Linked DNA regions of Homo sapiens: region 2 is linked to region 1. Evidence: chromatin loops called from intact Hi-C (ENCODE). Cell type or tissue: heart right ventricle. All regions are shown on one strand. Links, peaks and the distances in the headings refer to the core of each region. The heading gives the core; the rest is flanking DNA. Region 1 overlaps TNRC18 (trinucleotide repeat containing 18). Region 2 overlaps SLC29A4 (solute carrier family 29 member 4).

Evidence for each region. Peaks named below come from ENCODE experiments on the same cell type or tissue, not always from the same donor. Only the 100,000 strongest peaks of a DNase experiment are listed, where the experiment ranks them.
Region 2: a loop joins it to region 1, with 6 times the contacts of the local background. A loop is called at or near these places in 1 of 110 quality-filtered maps.

Annotation. Positions count from the first base shown.
Region 1 is chr7:5,353,762-5,356,660 of GRCh38, forward strand. The region is part of intron 16 of TNRC18 (trinucleotide repeat containing 18); the gene reads right to left. Among named protein-coding and RNA genes, the nearest start is that of TNRC18-AS1, 64 kb to the right of the region's middle. RefSeq lists an enhancer at 2,362-2,864. In heart right ventricle, for the core only: no CTCF peak of the experiment used is centred there; DNase peaks (open chromatin) are centred at 953 and 1,280; H3K4me3 peaks cover 504 bases; H3K27ac peaks cover 1,682 bases.
Region 2 is chr7:5,300,836-5,303,734 of GRCh38, forward strand. SLC29A4 (solute carrier family 29 member 4) reads left to right here. Exons shown (of 11, transcript NM_153247.4): 11 at 1,962-2,899. The coding sequence ends at 2,104. Among named protein-coding and RNA genes, the nearest start is that of SLC29A4, 19 kb to the left of the region's middle. In heart right ventricle, for the core only: no CTCF peak of the experiment used is centred there; no DNase peak of the experiment used is centred there.

The DNA.
Region 1 (2,899 bases), core at 155-2,654:
GAGCGCTCTGCAGAGCCAGGTGAATCCCACAGCCACCGTCCTGCTGGAGCCAGGCCCACTGAATTCCTCACTGCTCCATGAGTCCGTTTCTCTCATCCAGGACAGTGGAGTTTTCGACACAGGCACGATGGAGTGAAGTTGCCCATTTGACCATTCCCAGACCAGGCACGGCAGCTCATGCCTCTAATCCCAGCACTTTGGGAGGCCGAGGCAGGCGGATCACCTGAGGTCAGGAGCTCAAGACCAGCCTGGCCAATGTGGTGAAACCCCGTCTCTACTAAAAATAACAACATTAGCTGGGTGTGGTGGTGCGTGCCTGTAACCCCAGCTACTCAGGAGGCTGAGGCAGGACAATCACTTGAACCCGGGAGGCGGAGGTCGCAGTGAGCCGAGATCATGCCACCGTACTCCAGCCTGGGCAAAAACAGCAAAACTCCATCTCAAAATAATAATAATAATAGTAATAATTAATAAATAAATAAAACGGACATTCCCTCACACGTGCCAAGAGTGAACACACCAGCTCGGAGCACCCCAGAGACATCAGAGACAGAGCACATCTCTGACCTCCAGCTCCACCCCATCCACGTCCACCTGAAAGTGGGGAATTCTTTCAGCTACCACCCAAACTGCATCCACAGACCCCAATCCCTCAGAAGATCAAAAGAACAGCAATCTCCCCCGACTTCCCTGAACCCCCTTCACTTTTCCAAAATGAGCAGAGATTGAGAGAGCAAAAGAAAGCCCCTCCCTTCCCCCTCAGAGTGATGAGTCTCTGGCACTGTCTCTTCCTGCTTGTGCCCACACACTGGCCAGGAGCCTAGGCTACACTGCTCTGATCACACCCATCCCAATCAAAGAAGCACTGAAACCACGACACTCTCATATGTCCTCAGCACAGAAGGCATGAGCCAGCTGCTTAACTCACACCCACAGGGAGCATGAGTCCTGGTGACCTGCTAGCCTAGGACAGACGAAACACACGCACCCTGAAAAAACTAGCAGCTTAATTCCGTGCCAGGTGCCACGTTCAGCTCTCTGCCCACGTAAGCTCACTTAAGGCCCCCAACGACCCCGTAAAGCAGGTGACGATATCTTAACTCTGAGTCCATAAACACTTTTTATTTCCTTAAGAAAACATGCTTTACGGTATCAATAAACACGGCGACTTTTCGCCCTTGACAGTCAAACTCCCCCTTCTCCGCCCATGAACCGGCCAGAGCCAATCAAAAGCCCCAGACACACAGAACCAGGCAGCTGCCAATGCAAAAGCTCTCCACCCGCCCCAGGGCCTGGGGATTCCCAGAACAAACACCACTGACACTGACATGGGCCAGAACCCAGGAAGCTCCCTCCTTCTGGCCTCCCTGCAGCTAGCCACAAACTTAGCACCTGTCCGCCCTGGGCATGAGGTGCTCTGTCCACAGATACTGAGCAAGCACCCACTACCTGCCAGGCAGCAGGTTCTGGGCCACAAGAGGCCATAACCATGAGGACGCTCCAATCTGACAGTCTCTTGTTAAATGAGATAAAACTCCATTCTTCAGTCCCATCAGGAATGCTCCATTTCAAGAGCTCAATAGCAGCTAGGCAAGGCAGCTCACGCCTGTAATCCCAGCACTTTGGGAGGCTGAGGCAGGAGGATCTCTTGATCCCAGGAGTTTAAGACCAGCATGGGCAACACAGCAACACTCAGCCTCTATAAAAATAAAAATAGTAGTAGTGTGCGCCTATGGTCCCAGCTATTCGGGAGGCTAAAGTGGGATGCTTGCTTAAGGCCAGGAGTTCCAGACTAGCCTGGAAAACAGGGAGACCCCATCTCTACGAAAATAAAAATAAATTAGCTGCACGTGGTGGTACACAGCTGTAGTCCCAGATACTCAGGAGGTTCAGAGGGGAGGATTGCTTGAGCCCAGGCACCAGCCTGGGAAACACTGCAAGACCCTGTCTCTACAAAAAATTTTAAAAATTAGCCGGGTGTGGTGGTGCTCACCTAGTCCCAGCTACTCGGAGGGCTAAGGCAGGAAGATCACTTGAGCCCAGGAGCTCGAGGCTGCAGTGAGTTATGATGGCCCCACTGCACTCCAGCCTAAGCAATAAGAAGAGACCCTGTCTCAAAAAACGCACGGCACAGTAGCTCACGCCCATAATCCCAGCACTTTGCAGGCCGAGGCAGGTGGATCACCTGAGGTCAGGAGTTTAGGACCAGCCTGGCCAACATGGCAAAACCCCGTCTCTACTAAAAATACAAAATTAGCTGGGTGTGGTGGCACAAGCCTGTAGTCCCAGTTACTCGGGAGGCAGAGCCAAGGGAATCGCTTGAACCCAGGAGCTAGAAGTTGCAGTGAGCCAAGATCGCACCACTGCACTCCAGCCTGGACGACAGAGTGAGACTCCGTCTCAAATTAAAAAAAAAAAAAAAAGAAAGAAAATAGTGGGACACAGCCATGATGGCAGCAGGTTCCAGTGGGTAGGTGGGTCGGGCCGAACCAGGTTTAACCCCGAGTCGCCTCTCCGCACCCGAGCGCACACACTCCCCTCTGGCTCTCGGGCCACATCATCCCCAGTAACAACATGGGGGTACCACTGTCAGAGCTGCCACAGACACAGTAACGCCAATGAACCCCTGCATCCATAGCCGAGCACGGTGGGCGCTCCATAAACACTGCTTCCGCCAACACTTCGCGACAAAGCCGTGGTCCGCAACAGACGGCATGCTTCCTGTGGGTAGGGGAGTCCGGTCACCTCTAGGACCCTCAAGAGCAGTCGCGCTCCAGGCCTCTCTAGGCCAAACAGCCGCAAACTCTATGACGCACAAGGCTTCCTCGCCTATGACATCCGGTAGGCAAATGGCGGGCGGGCAAGACAGGGCCGGCGGAGGTCGGCTCCCAACCGCCAA
Region 2 (2,899 bases), core at 182-2,681, 53 kb before region 1:
TTTATTCGTTCGTTCATCCCACAACTACTTGGTGAGCCCCTCCTGTGGACCAAGTGCTTTTCAAGGCACCGGGGACACAGTGGCGACAAAACGGCGCTCCCCGTGCTGTGGGACTGACTGTCCAGATGTGGAGGCAGCCCAGGCCGGGCACAGTGGCTCGTACCTGCAATCCCAGCACTTTGGAAGGGCAAAGCGGGTGGATCACTTGAGCCCAGGAGTTAAAGACCAGCCTGGGCAACACAGTGAGAGCCTCTCCTCTCTACAAAAATGTTTAAAAAATTAGCTGGGTATGGTAGCGTGCGCCTATGGTCCCAGCTACTCGGGAGGCTGAGATGGGAGGATCACTTGAGCCCAGGAGTTGGAGGTTGCAGCTGTGATCACGCCACTGCACTCCAGCCTGGGTGACAGAGCAAGATCCTGTCTGGGGAAAAAAAAAAAAAAAATCCCAGATCGGCGTGACTGGTTGAATGGCAGTAAGTCCTATGGGGAAAAATAAAGCAGAGAAACAGGAGTGATGGGATGGGAGAGTCAGGCTCGGGAGCCAGCAGTGTAAATGGAGCAATCTGGGAAGACCTCACTGAGGAGGTGACTTGTGAGCAAAGACCTGGAGGAGGTAGCAAGGGAGATAGCCATGTGAGGATGCAAGGGAAAGGCATCCAGGAAGAGGGAGCAGCATGTGCAAAGATCCTGCGGCACTGAGGCCAGGGGATGGAGCAGAAGAGGAACGGGGTTTGATGGTTGATAAAGCATCCCTCCAGCTGCCGTGGGCATGGAGGTGAGTGAGGAGCTACTTCACCAGTCCAGGCCCTTGAGAATGGGGCTCAGACCTGGAGGAGGTCAACGTGGCACTGGGAGGTGCCGGATTCCAGGTCTTGTTTGGACGGCAGCCCACAGGACCGGCTGATGGGTTGAGAGGTAGGGTGTGGGAGAGGGAAGGGGGCTCCAGGTTTGGGGTCCACTGCTCAAGGCAAGAAGGCTGGCACTGGCACAGACTGAGATGGGAAGAGGCCTCGTTGGGAGGGGTTGGGGTTGGGTTTGGGACTTGGTACGTTCCAGGTGCCCATGGGACATCCCAAATTGTTCCTGATAGGGAGGAAGCTGCAAGTCGGAGAGTGGAGATTTTTTTTTCTTTTTAGATGGAGTCTTGCTCTGTTCCCCAGGCTGGAGTGCAGTGGCACGATCTCAGCTCACTGCAACCTCTGCCTCGCAGGTTCAAGCAATTCTCATGCCTCAGCCTCCTGAGTAGCTGGGATTATGGATGCCCCCCACCATACCTGGCGAATGTTTGTATTTTTAGTAGAGGTGAGATTTCACCATCTTGGCCAGGCTGGTCTCGAACTCCTAACCTCAGGTGATCTGCCTGCCTCAGCCTCCCAAAGTGCTGGGATTATAGGTGTCAGCCACCATACCTGGCTGAGACTGGAGATTAAAATGGGGAGGGTTAGGGCCAGGCTCACTGGCTCAGGACGGTGTTTTGGGAGGCCAAGGTAGGACTATCACTTGGGACCAGCCTGGGCAGTATAGCAAGACGGAGTCTCTACAAAAAAATTTTTTTAGGTTAGCCAGGCACGGTGGTGCATGCCTGTGGTCCCAGGTACTCGGGAGGCTGAAGTGGGAGGATCGCGTGAGCCCAGGAGGTCAAGGCTGCAGGAAGCTATGGTTGTACCACTGCACTCCGGTCTGGGCAACAGAGCAAGACCTTGTCTTTAAATTTTAAAAATGGGGGCTTGGGGGACTCAGAGAAGGCAGGCAAGGCCTGGAGTGCATAGCAGATGGCCTCGGGAAGAAGGAATGAGGAAGGACAGGATCCGGAGAGGGTGCTCCCAGGAGGAGCGATGGGGCAGCGGGTCCTGGAGGGGCGGCACGGTTCAGGCGGGTGTCACCGCACCTCACACCCGAGCAGCCGTGGCCACCAGGTGGCCGCCCTGGCCCTGCTCCCCTCAGGCTGGTGTTGTCCACAGGGAACACCATGACCGTGTCCTACATGTCAGGGCTGACGCTGGGGTCCGCCGTGGCCTACTGCACCTACAGCCTCACCCGCGACGCTCACGGCAGCTGCCTGCACGCCTCCACCGCCAATGGTTCCATCCTCGCAGGCCTCTGAGCCAGCCCCGCCCACTGCCAGGGACGCCGAGGGCCTGACCAGGGGCCCCGAGGCCTGAGGGCCCCTCCCCTGTCCCCACCTCAGTGCCTGCGGGGCCCTGAGCCTCCCCCTGTGCCAGCAGCCCCACTCCCTCAGGGTCCAGCCATGCCCCACCCTGGACTGAAGTTCTGCAAAGTCCTCCGAGGACCGGAACACGTTTCTGCGACCCGGGGCTCTGGCCAGCACTGTGTTCTGCGTTTGGTCTCATACCTGCGTCTACCTTCCATCTGTGTCCAGCGGCCCCGGCTCCAGCCCAGCCAGCACTCTGCAGGGTCACACGCACCGTGTCCCCACCCAGGACAGCAGACACCCGCCAGAGTGTGCGCGCCCAGTGACTGCACCCCGGCCCTCATCACCCACCGGCACTGATCGGGGCACCGCCTGGCCCAGCCTCCACCAGGGACCCCTCCTCATGAACTCTGGAGCCCTGAGAGGAGAGGGGCAGCCCCCCACCTTGTCACCCTCAGGGCTTCCCCTTCTGTCCTCATTCTTAGAGACTGCTTCTCCCAAACATAACGCGTTAGCCATGAAGGAGTCGGAGCCCTGGGTCCGAATGGACCCGCCTGCGGTCTGCATCAGCCTCTGGGAAACCACAGCAGTGATGCCAGCTGGGCACGTCAGGACCTCCCCACACACCCACACGATGCCACAGGTCAGGGGGCTGTGCCTGACTAGGGAGCCCTCCCATTGCCTTCCTGGCCCGGGATAGAAGAGGGGAGGTAAGTCTGGGGGCTACGAAGCCGGGCCCCCACACCC